Linked DNA regions of Homo sapiens: region 2 is linked to region 1. A link is a contact called in ENCODE Hi-C or POLR2A ChIA-PET data. All regions are on one chromosome and are shown on one strand. Each heading gives the region's core, a stretch centred on a gene start or an enhancer-like site at or near the end of the contact. The rest is flanking DNA. Distances are from core to core; before and after follow the strand shown. Region 1 overlaps NOX3 (NADPH oxidase 3). Region 2 has its middle 63 kb from the start of SNX9.

What was found. Hi-C counts contacts between places; a loop is a spot of excess contacts on that map. ChIA-PET counts read pairs that join two places held with the same protein, here RNA polymerase II (POLR2A). Pooled maps may share reads with other maps.
Region 2: a map of naive thymus-derived CD4-positive, alpha-beta T cell shows a loop between it and region 1 (12-fold over the local background). The contact joins two enhancer-like sites. A Hi-C loop is called at or near these places in 1 of 168 maps with a recorded cell type or tissue (naive thymus-derived CD4-positive, alpha-beta T cell) and 7 of 50 pooled maps. POLR2A ChIA-PET finds 5 or more read pairs at or near these places in 1 of 52 experiments (activated CD4-positive, alpha-beta T cell).

What each region holds. Positions count from the first base shown.
Region 1 is chr6:155,414,551-155,420,755 of GRCh38, reverse strand. All of the region lies in intron 10 of NOX3 (NADPH oxidase 3), which reads left to right. Among named protein-coding and RNA genes, the nearest start is that of NOX3, 38 kb to the left of the region's middle. RefSeq lists enhancers at 2,145-2,204, 2,305-2,454. Within about 2 kb of position 2,200, at least 9 of the 41 ENCODE cell types and tissues checked have a DNase peak (open chromatin) inside an H3K27ac peak, as active enhancers do.
Region 2 is chr6:157,757,035-157,763,239 of GRCh38, reverse strand. No RefSeq gene overlaps it. Among named protein-coding and RNA genes, the nearest start is that of SNX9, 63 kb to the left of the region's middle. RefSeq lists enhancers at 1-420, 1-849. Within about 2 kb of position 2,304, at least 10 of the 41 ENCODE cell types and tissues checked have a DNase peak (open chromatin) inside an H3K27ac peak, as active enhancers do.

The DNA.
Region 1 (6,205 bases), core at 951-3,450:
CACTATCTCATGCCATCTTTTCGTCATACTTATCATTTTTATTCCCATTTTACAGATGAGAAAACTAAGGCCTGATCACAAAGCTAATAGAAATGACAGTCATTTTACTAAATGCTCATAATAGCTCATTCAGATAGGTAATATTCTCAATACTGATGAGGACCCTGACACACAGAGAGCTAAATAATACTAGAACTAGAGTTTGAATCTAGATCCTTCTGGCACCAAAGCTCATCTTCTTTCCTCTACGCCATAATATATTTAACAAAGCAAGCAAAACAGTGACTGGGATATTTGGACCTCACAGCAATGCTTTGTTTTGGTTCGTGATGATTTTTCAGCCACCCTAAGTTCTTCCTTCCCTCTTGCTGCCTACCAAGTAAATCCCACTCAGAGAGGTGGCTCACTGCTTCATGGTTTCCACGACACTAAAAGTCACTTCATGCTTCACAGGAAGATGGTGGTGGATAGCGTGTCTCATTTTCATTCACTCACTAATCCAACTAATATTTCAAGTCCTGCTCAGAGACATGCAAAGTCTCATTGTCATTACACCCGACTCACAATCACCTCCCCCTTCTCTTAACCTCCACCACTCCTTTGCTGCCCTACTGTTATGTCACATATCTTTCCTGTATTAAGATTCGTGAAATAATCTTATTTTCTCTAACAGACTGTGAGTTCCTTGAACATAGCTTCTCTGGATATCTTCATACATATATATATATACACATACAACATGTGATAACTATATATATAGTAAAAATATTGAATAAATCAATGAGTGAATAAATGTCTACATGTCCAAAAAGAATAAACAATGGCTTCTGTACACAATTTTCTTTAAAATTTAAGGGTATTAAGGTTTTGTTTATGTAACCAAAAAAATTCTTCAATGATTTTTACTAAATTCCAATTATTTTACTAGGAATATAGAGGAAAAATCTTATAAGAACCCCCAAAAATTTTAAAATTCATACAGGAGCCTACAAAATCTTAATTTTGCCTCCTTTCTCAGCATTCCATTGTCATTCCTGGGCTCTGCTTGTGGCGTTTCTCAAGGCTTTCAGCACTGCAGTCACCACAAAACCATAAAATAGGGACATTGATCTCTATTCCAAGAAACAGAAACAGTAGAGTAAAAAATATAAAAGCAATGTTTTCATCGCTTATAAAAATGTGAGGGACTATTTGGACACGACTCAGGTGAAAATAAGGGCAGAAATAATGTCATATGGGAGAAAGGAAGCTAAAGTGTGGAATCATAAAATAACTTAAAGGTCCTAATCTCCTAGCTTTGCATAGGACCATGAAAGTCAGTATCTGCACCTCGAGCGGAGATGATTTGTCCAAAGTCACCCAGCTTGTTCACCACTGAGTCAGGACCTGAGCATGTGTTTCTGATTTCTGCTTCAAAGTTCTTTCATGGAAGAAGTGAGGTTTTCATGCTATTGAAAGTTTGGGCTGAAAATTACAGTTCAGATCCAATTCCTTAAGCGTCTGCAGGCATGAGAACAGGTTTAGGAAGTTTCTCTCTTTTAAAGCAACTTTGTGTTGGTTTGAGTATAGCTACTATTAGGCTTATGTAACTAATATTTGTCAGGGCTACCTACATGCTTTTGAGATATAAAGACTACTCCTTCCACTAAACTGTCAGAGTCTATATAATTTTTGAAGTGCCACAGAGCAAAGCAGTACATATTTATCTAACGGTGTCTTCACAATTTTAAGTCTGGACTATAGTTTTCAGATTGTCCTCTTTTGTAATAAGGAAGGAAAGGACAACTCGCATAGGCGTTGAGAGCCAGAATTTTAAGCTTAAATGGTTAACTGCGATTAGGTGGGATTTTTTTTTCCTCCATGTGTAAAAACACTGGTTGGCATAAGGCATACATTTTTACACACAAAACTCAAGTTGCAAGTCTATAGGAAAAAATGTGCACCAAAGTTTTCTCAATTGTCACCGTTGCAAACTAGAACTTCTTTACCCTTCTCCTCTGTTGCATTATTCTAGAAAACTTCTAAGTAAAATGCAGGAGCACAACCAATAAGGCGCCTGCCACTTCCTCAGTGGGAAGCGTCATAAGTAGTACTTTCCATTTGAAGCTGATGTCTTAAAATATCTTTGTTTCTAAGTACTTTTGTTTTGAAAGATCTGGGAGGGGGCGGGGAGTGGAAGGGGAGGGGGAAGAATGGGCAGGAGGGGATTTCCCAAGAAGGCCAAATAACAAGAAGTATAATGATGGCTTGCTGTGATGAAAATGGAAAAAAGTTGTAATACATGAAAGAAATATTTTCAACGCAGAAGTAAGAGCCAAACTTCACTGAGTTGAAGGCAGCTGAGAACGCTGTGCCCCTGTGGGATGAGGGAAGGCTGAGGGTGGTTGAGAATTCTCTGTGATGCAATATGGAGGAAGCTGAATGCTGGGGGTGAAAAATGCCCTCTAGCAATAAAGTCCTCCACCTCCTGCCTAACGGGTATGATTAATTCTACATCACACTCAATTTGTGAAAAGAGCTCTTGAAAAAAAATTAGGACGGTTTGCTTGTGCAAACTGTCAAAATGATGAATGAAATAGGTGTGTATGAATGGGGAGGGAGGGGGAGGATTGCTGACATAAATAGATTGGCTTACACATTTTAGTTCTCCCTAATATCACAGCTGTGCAGTCAGGACTGAGACAACTGCCAACTGCAAGATGCGGTTCGTTTTCTTAACTGCATATGTAGTCTTCAGACTACGATACAACAGATTATACAAGAACTGAGATAATCTCATTTCTTCATAAATTGTCTTCCTTCATCAGCTCCATAATATATAACCATGATAATGGGTATTTATAGTGTGTCCCATGCAAAATGGCCTTTGGGTTCTTAACCTAATATAATAAACAGATAATTCAAATAAAAAGACAGCACGGGCCAGTGGGAACAAGGGAAAGAGGCCAAAAAAGACAAAAAATCCATACTCTACTAAAATATATTAATAAAACAAAGGAGGGCCTGCTCTCTTTTCTAGTGAATGAAAAATGCATTTAATTTAATCTGTTTACTTTGAGAAATTATTTACTTTCACTTTCCCTCACACTGGAGCTCTGACTACTCCTGGAACTGATCATCTCTACTAATCACCAAGATTCCTGCCATCAGTTGGCCTCTTTAGGAGGGGCCATTCATGCTTCTCCTAAAGAAATGTATGCTTCTTGTCTTTCCTCGGAGGGCCTCAAAAGGCCTCAGTACCCCATCAGCCCTCACCATTGCTCTGTGCGGAAGTGACCAGTATTAATATGTTTAATATCTTGGTTTATTAACCACAGATTGCGTGACTACAGTCTTCTTGCAAAAGAGTCCAATGAAATACACAAACATTTTAAAATCTCCCTTCACCTCCCTCCCCAAACTAAACACCTCCCCAACTTTGCTCCCTAAGAAACTCACCATTAAACAGTTGAATATGTCTCATTCCATTCCTTTTCCATGCATTTATATGCATATACCTATACACATTCATGCATAAATAGGGGTGTGTGTGTGTAGAAGGCAGAGGAAGTGTAATTTGTTTTGTTTTTCATTAAAGCATAACTTCGGGCACCGTCAGTGTCAATACCTGATGATCTATTTCATTTTGTTTGGTGTCTTTAGAGTATTCCATAGTGTGGATAGGCCACAATTTATGGAATCATTCTGCTATTAAATAATGTTTCAGGCCAGGTGTGGTGGCTCACACCTGCAATCCCAGCATTTTGGGAGGTCGAGGTGGGCGGAACACCTGAGGCCAGGAGTTGGAGACCAGCCTGACCAACATGGCAAAACCCCATCTCTACTAAAAATACAAAAATTAGCCGGGCGTGGTGTCAGGTGCCTGTAATCCCAGCTACTCGGGAGGCTGAGGCATAAGAATTGCTTGAACCTGGGAGGTGGAGGTTGCAGTGAACTGAGATTGCACCACTGCACTCCAGCCTGGAGGATAGCGCGAGACTCCGTCTCAAAAAAAAAAAAAAAAAAAAAAAAGAATGTTTCAGATGTTTCAGTTGTCCAACAAGGATTATTAACTGTAATTAGACCAAACGGAGGCCCAAAAGAGATCAGTCCTCAGCCACAGGGCGAAGTAGCAATATAGTCATGAAATAGTTAACATTGAGGATAATCACATTCAGAAAATGTCTTAAGGATGAAAAATTATTGACAAAGCCTGGTCTTGGCCTTATAATGGTTCACCAGAAAAACAATTTTATAACTGTATCACTTTAAACTAGAACTTTTACACATTAGGTAGGCTTATCATTAAGAAGAAATATTTCTTCTTTTATTTCTTCTTATTTGCTATTGTATTAATCCAGGATTCCCTTAACAAAAACAAAATAAAAACCAGGACAATAAGAGTGATCATTTATTGAGGAGGTAATATATTTTCTAAACACCAGTCTTTATCTTTTCACAGAGAGAAATTCTCCTTTTGGAAAATGATCCTGATTCCCCTCTATGCAGAGCTTCTGTCATCCTGCTGGTTTCAAGCTTCTGTCTGTTCTGTTCTTTCTTTTGCACAGTGTGGGGTACAGAGGCGTGCTGCCCAGCAGGAGGCAGGTGGCACTGCAAGCCACTGCCCTTCTCCTTGAGGAGGCGATGGTCAAGGTGGGCCCCTGGCTCCCTGTAAAACGCCTCTAGGTGAGTTTAGCACACACCGAGCCTGGTGAGGGGCTTCCCCTTCATGGAGCACATCTTCATGATGAATGCTGAGATTCTGCTTCTGACACTGGTGCTAGAGGTCAAGTTTGGCTTCCCTTCTCAGTGACCAGGAGTGACCAGTGGGAACACATGCCAAGCAAGGCGCATGTCCCTCTTTGCTCTATAATATACTGTCTTCATTCTTCATTCTCTAAGCTCCTCCAAATGACAAACAAGGATAGTAACAATAGCAGCTAACATCTTCTGAGCACTTACTGTGTCTGCCAGACGTTGCATTAAATGCTTCAGTAAAACATATCCTTTCATCCTCACAATAACCTCAGGAGCTATTGTTCTGTGTTTATTGCCATTTTACATACGCAGTAATCTAGGTTGGAGTTAAATAACTTTTGCCCAGTTGCACAAGTTATTTGCAACTTCTACCTGCATGGTGAAGCCAGCAGCAGTCTACCACAGCAGATGGGCTTCATAGGCTCACAACGCTGAGCTGTTGTACCATGCTACACTATATCCTAAACCTGTATTCTTGTGTACACTTTCCTTGTTTAGAGGGGTTCTGGGCCATAAATAAATACATAGGTAAATAATTTTTTTTCTGTTTCATTCTCTGGAAATTTATTTTGGATATAAAGACATACAGATTGCATTTGTGAAAGTGCCCTCTGCCTGTGTTCATGGATATCTATTCAAGATACGGCACAAGTTTTGGAGATGTAATCGCCTGAAAGCATCCAACTTTGATTAGAGAGTCTGAGCTCTCATAGTAACACAGATTGGTAGTGCTTCTCAATTCATTTTCTGAAACTGTTTATCAAAATTTAGCACAGTTCCATTTCCTACTGGCCCCAGACCTCTTTGACCTGGTCCCTATGTGCTGCTGAAGAATTCTTAAAGAGAAGCCTTGGCTTGGGAAAACATGAAAATGAGAAGGGACACACAGAGAGCCCAAACTTGTGACTGTCGCTCAGACCCAAGCCCCTTGCAAATGGACATGGCTGAGTTTGGGCTGATCATTAGCGCTTGGGAATGATGTGAAACTAAGGTCTATGACGGGCCACATGCACACAGAAACCCTCAACGCCATGACAGTCCCAGAGTGGTCTCCCAAAACATCTAGGCATCCACTATATCTACAAGAATGTGGCTGGGCACGATGGCTCATGCTGGTAATCCCAGCGCTTTGGGAGGCCGAGGTGGGTGGATCACTTGAGGTCAGGAGTTCGAGACCAGCATGGCCAACATGGTGAAATCCCATCTCTACTAAAAAATAAAAACTTCGTCGTGCATGGTGGCACATGCCTGTAATCCCAGCTACTTGGGAAGCTGAGGCAGGAGAATCACTTGAACCCGGGAGGTGGAGGTTGCAGTGAGCCAAGATCCCACCATTGCACTCCAGCCTGGGCAACAGAGAGAGACTCCCTCTCAAAAAAAAAAAAAAAAAAAAAAGAAAGAAAAGAAAAGAAAAAAAAGTGTTGGATGAGTCCTGTAAAAAAAAATAATTTTATTACTATGAAAGTTC
Region 2 (6,205 bases), core at 1,055-3,554, 2.3 Mb before region 1:
GGAGCCCCAGCCCCTACTCCACATCACAGAGGGCAGAGGTGGAGCCCACCTGGGACGGTGGCCACCTATACCCTCATCACCAGGCCTACATCAGCACCCTCTGGGCGTGACTTCCCTCACTTTCTAGGTAATGAAGAAAAAGATCGTGTTTTACATTGAGACGTATAATCTGTGTAGCTTGGAAGAGGAGAATATGCAACCCCCAAATATGCATAAGGATTGTTGAGCTGAAGGCCATTAAAAAGCAGATGCAGGAGAGCTCTCTGCCCTCGCTCTATTTGCCTAAAGCGGGGCACAAAGACAAAAGGTGTCCTGTCCCCCTTCCACCAGGGAGAACAAAGGTTAACCACGGAAGACAATTTCAAACCCTGTCAGCCTGGAGATGGTACTGGAGGAACCCACATGGGCAAGCCTCACCGAGCAGCCTTCCTCTGCCAGTTGTTTGCTTCTCCCCAAGTTGCTGCCCCCTAGAGACTCGAAATCCTTTTCTGCTTTTATTTTTAAAATATTTTAAAAAATACTTCCCCCAACCCCCACTGCATCCTCCCTAGCCACAGCGGGCTCCGGGACACTCTTCAGAGTCCTTTTCCTTTTCCTTTTCCTTGTCACTTCTCTAAATATTAGCTGTTCTTTGTTGAAGATACTGTCTAAGCTGGAATTCAAAGGCATCTCTCCCTGGTATCTTCCATGTGCATATTAAATACACATGATACTAAACTTCTGTTTGTTCCATGTGCATATTAAATATACATGATACTAAACTTCTTTTTGTTTTTCTCCTGTTAACCTGTCTTTTGTTACAGGGGTACATTCCAACTAAGAATTTATGAGAGCCGAAGAAAAAATTATCTTTCCTCCCCTACAGCAATGAACCAGAAATAGGCCACAGGGCCATCTGCTTTGGAAGCTTTGGTGGGATTCATAGGCTTTCTACCACCTTCCTTCATAGAAGGAACTGCACGCTTGAAAACTGCAACGAACCCAGTGAAAAGAGAAGAGGCTTCTGGCTACAATCAGATCTGCCAGTTGGCAGGTGATGGTGGGGGCACTGCCCCCAGAGCGGCTTCTAGACCTACTCTGCCCCTCCCGGCCCCACAGGGCACCCTGAGCTTGTACTCTGCCCCTCCCGGCCCCACAGGGCACCCTGAGCTTGTGAGAGGCACGGCCCCACCTGTGACCTCTCCCATCTTCTGGCCGTGCTCCCTGCGGTGCGCCCCACTCCAGAGAGCTCCAGCCCGGCTCCCTTCCTGCTGCGACGTTCATCCAGTTTCTCAAGTTCCAATTTTCATTCTGATGCCCTCGAACTTTTCTCAGCACAACATATCTGCAGTGAAAATGGAAATTCCAGACCTAAATCTATATTGAACCTCCCCAGATGTGCTGGCCCTGGGCTCTCCTTCCCCCTTCTTGAATCCTGAGGAACTGAAGCTGTCTTAAGAGCTCACGTGTGCGTCATCCCTTCCTGCACCTGCTTCCACGGGCCCTTGGCGGTAGCCTGGGAACAGCTGGTCAGGTACTATTAGCCCCATTCTACCAATGGAGAAACCGAGGCTCAGAACAGCTCAGTGGGATGCGGCTTCTGAGGTCACACGGTTCACGTGCACCAGAACTTGCTTCTAGGCCGCCTTTCCATATCCTGTGCTTTTTCAAAAGCCCCCTTTTAATGCTTACAACCCCTTTTTGCTGTGCAGGGTACAATGCTAGACTAGCAGGAGAGTGGTGACTCATAACCAACTTCTGACTTATTTGACCGCACACACAAAACAAGGCTCTCTACCCATTTTTCCAAAACACAAATTGCGTCTTTAAGAATGCTCTTGAACTCCAAGTGCAACTGACAGACAGCACATCATAGACCGCTTGATACATGTTGTTGTCTGAATGGAAAAACAAGACATGCCTCCAATTCCCCCAAAATAAGTGATTCTATGAAACTAATGCCACAAAAAGGAACTAAAGAAGAATGTGTCAGCTGTTCTAATACAATCAACTGATTACCTAGAACACAGGCAAAAATGCATGTCTGGGGTGTAACCAGTGGTGTGGGGGTGGGTCTGCCATTGTTTACAATCGCCACACATGGCGATAATAGAAAGCAGACCACTGCAGTGTTTTTCTTCCTATTTTTAAATTCTCTGCAGACAATGCACCCTGACTCCCACAGCTCTCTCCTTCTCCTTGGTACACCACCAAGTGTAACTAGTGATTCATACGAGGGTGATTCATGTTATCCATCAGATTTTTTCAAAATTATTTTTATTAGTCTTCTTGTTGTTGTTGTAAAATAAATCTCTTTTCCCCCGGCTGTGTTGCCAGACACTGCCTTCCCCAGCCTGCCCTCTCGCTCCCTACCTGCTTGCATCAGCCAGGCCTGGGGCAATGGGAAGGACCTGCAAAGGTGTTGAAGACCCTTCTCCATGAGGGAGTAGGAAGGGAGTCAGTCTGTGCAACTCCCTGTCCCCACCCAGGCCAGTGTAGGTGACCAGGCCACCAGCTGGCGTCTGCCCTGATCCTAGATTTCTTCTGGGCCTCAAATCCAGCCCTGAATGTCAGGTCAGGCAACCGGAAACTACTTCCTCCCAGTCCCCATATCCTCTGTACCCTCACTGGCTGGTCCTGCACCTGCACCTGGACAGAGAGCTATCTGAAGCTGTGACACTGGCATCTCCTGAGGCTAAGAACTGTCCTTGTCTAAACGCTTGGCTGTCACCCCAGCTCTGCTATACCAGCCTCACCAGACTGATTGAGATAGAGGCCACTCTGGCTCAGACTTGAGCTCCCTACTTTGCGATTTGAACCTTTGGACACTCTCTGGGGGAGAAATGTGGATGGTGACACCCTGTGGCCTGGTTTTAATGGTGTGCTAGTAAATGTGCACAACAGGCTCTCTGGAAGAAGAGTCCTGAAATGTACATTTGCCAATTTCTGTGGTGTAAATACTGCCCCCATGGCCAATTTCCAGCTGTCAGTAAGAAGTCACTGAACGCAGAGGTGGAAAGAGATGTGCAGCAGAACAGGGTTATATAATGCTTCCTCCACTCAGACACGCAGATGTAAATAACCTTGATGGCCCGGGCGTGGTGGCTCACGCCTGTAATCCCAGCATTTTGGGAGGCCAAGGTGGGCAGATCACGAGGTCAGGAGATTGAGACCATCCTGGCCAACATGGTGAAACCCCATCTCTACTGAAAAAAAGATAAAAAAAATTAGCCAGTGTGGTGGTGCACGCCTGTAGTCCCAGCTACTCGGGAGGCTGAGGCAGGGGAATTGCTTGAACCTGGGAGGTGGAAGTTGCAGTGAGCCAAGTTCACACCACTGTACTCCAGCTGGGAAACACAGCAAGACTCCATCTAAAAAAGAAAACAAAAAACAAACAAACAAACAAAAAAAACAAACTTTGATGGCATAGGTAATAGTAAAGTGTAGATCACTAGGAAGTGATGAGCTTTAAGTGTTTATTACTTTTGTTTTTAGTATAATCTATTCAATTTGTAAGTTTATATCATTAAACTTTTATTTATTTTTCTTATTTATTTCTATATTTATTTGGAGACAGGGTCTCCCTCTGTTGCCCAGGCTAGAGTGCAGTGGCATGATCATGGCTCACTTCAGCCTCAACCACCTGGACTCAAAGCTCACACCTCAGCCTCTTGAGTAGCTGGGACTACAGGCGCCCGCCACCATGCCCAGCTAATTTTTGTATTTTTACTAGAGACAGGGTTTCACCATATTGGCCATGCTGACCTCAAACTCCTGACCTCAAGTGATCCACCAGCCTCAGCCTCCCAAAGTGTTGGGATTACAGGCATAAACCACTGCGCCTGACCCATTTAATTTTTAATAATGGCTGTGTTTAACAACCAGCTTGCAAATTTCCTGAAAATTTAACCATGAGTGCTCCTGGGCCCATCAGGGCCAGCTCTAGCATGTCACAGCCTGGTTTGGCTCTCAGGCCCCATCTTTGCATGGCTTCAGCTAGATGTCATGGTCCCCTGCCCGCAGCCTGCATGACTCAGAATTCCTACCAGCCAGGGCCGTGTGACTTCTGACGTCCAGGTTGCCAAATTCAATAGGTAAATTTCACTCCTTATTCTACTTGGCCTCCCAGAGACTCCTGTCTTTTGAAACTCTCAACACCATCATTGTTCCTTGCTATGATTTTAAACCTTCTCTGAGGGCACAGGTTCCTCTGCTGGCCCTTCAGCTGTTGGTGTTTTTCAGGACCTGAGGTCTTCTTCCACTGTCCTCACTGGGAACGTGAATGCCGCTGCTTCCCAGATCCCTGCCTTCAGTTCAGGTCTCCCTGTTGAACTCAGGTCTCATCTGTGCAACTTCCTGCTGCACAGCTTCCTGTGACCATCTCTCAGGCGTCTCCTACTCAACAGGTTCCATCATCCCTACCTGTCTTGCTCACGCAGGCATCCATGCTAGCGTTCACCCCATAAATACTTCTCAGACACCCATTACCTGCTAGTCACTACACGTGCTGACCATACAGCTGTGACTCAGCCACAGTCCCACCCTCATGGGGCTTATCCAGGGGACATGGTGTCACCATGTGCCCAGTGACCCCAGCCAGAGCCTTCAGTCATCCTTACCCCTGACCTCTCCCACTTACCATTGTTTAGTTGGTAGATTTGATCTGTTCTTCTTCCTGCCCAACTCCGGAAGCCTCCCCTTCCTCTGCCCCCACCAAGAGTGTCTTTTCCCCAGGCCCTTGTCATTTTGCTCTGGGATCATCGGGAAGCTCCTCACTGCTCTCCTATCCCCAGACTTGCCGCTCTCGAATCCATTCTCCATGCTGCTAGAGTAATGATATTTCTGAAATCACATTTATGATATTGCCATTTCCCTGTATAATATTCTCCCAAAGACCCTCATAGCATTCCATGTAACATCTAGCCTCCTTGGCATGGTAGAAAAGGCCTTTTAGGTGACCTGGCCTCATCTGCTTCTTTTTTCTTTCTTTTCTTTTTCCTTCCTTCCTCTCTTTTTTCTTTCTTTCTTTCTCTCTTTCTCTTTCCTTCTTTCCTTCCTTCCTTTCTTCTTTCTTTTCTTTTCTTTTTTGATAGGGTCTTGCTCTGAAGACCTTGGAGGCTGGAGTGCAGCAGTGAGATCACACCTCACTGTAACTTTGAACTCCTGGGCTCAAGTGATCCTCCTGCCTCAGCCTCCTGAGTAAGTGGGACTACAGGCATGCACCACCATGGCCGGCTAATTTTTAATTTCTTTTTGTGGAGACGAGGTCCTGCTATGTTGCCCAAGCTCCTCAAACTCCTGGCCTCCCCATCTGCTTCTTAGTCTTCTTGTTACCATTCCTCCTGAGACCTACGCTCCAGCTGTGGGGACATTTCTCAGGCCTACCCCCTATGCTGGTGCCAACCCCTTCACCCAGAATCCCTCCACCCGACGCCAGCCCTAGCCCCTATTCCTTTCTTTGATTGCCTGCTCCTAGTCATCCTTCAAAGCTTGGTTCAGCTGCAAGCTTCCCAGTATGGCTGTGCAAGGGGCATTGCAAAGAGGTGGAGGGTGCCCTGTGCACATCTGAGGTCACTGTAGATTATGACAATTTTCTGGTACATAGTGATAAAATGAATGGTGCCACTGAGGTCATCAGCAGGGCAACTTCTGTCACTTCCTCCTGGAAATGTTCACTGGCCCTCCCAGTTTGCGTTGGGTGACTCTTCTCTGTCATGGCCATGTCATACCAAACTGTGACTGTTTATTAGTATCCATGCTCTTTTGGAGGATGAGCTCTTGGAGGACAGGACCGTGTCCTTCCCTTCTGTATACCTGGCACAAGAACTGATGGGCAGTCCGTGAAGGTTTGTTGAGTGAATGAGCGTGTCCCCGGTAACAGAGTGCCGTGGATAAGGCCCCAGGATCCTGAGTTAGAATCCTGGTGCTGCCTCTCCCATGCAGGGTGACTTAGACACAGCACTCCACAAGTAGCCACCCCATACCTCATACAAAGAGTATGGGGCTCAAGTGAGAAAGTGGCTGCCAAGCACTGAGGGAATGCATGGTGATTCTTACGACTGAATATTTTCCAGTGCTGAAGCTGCTTCTGTGTTGTGCTTCCTAGTCCACTTTTCTGGACTCCCTCTCTCGGTTTGTTTATTATTATTTTAATCCTCCTGAGTTTTACTAGAGAGGCAGCACCATCTTGGTAAATATCTTAACTGCCAGCTCCTGGTGGGGGGAG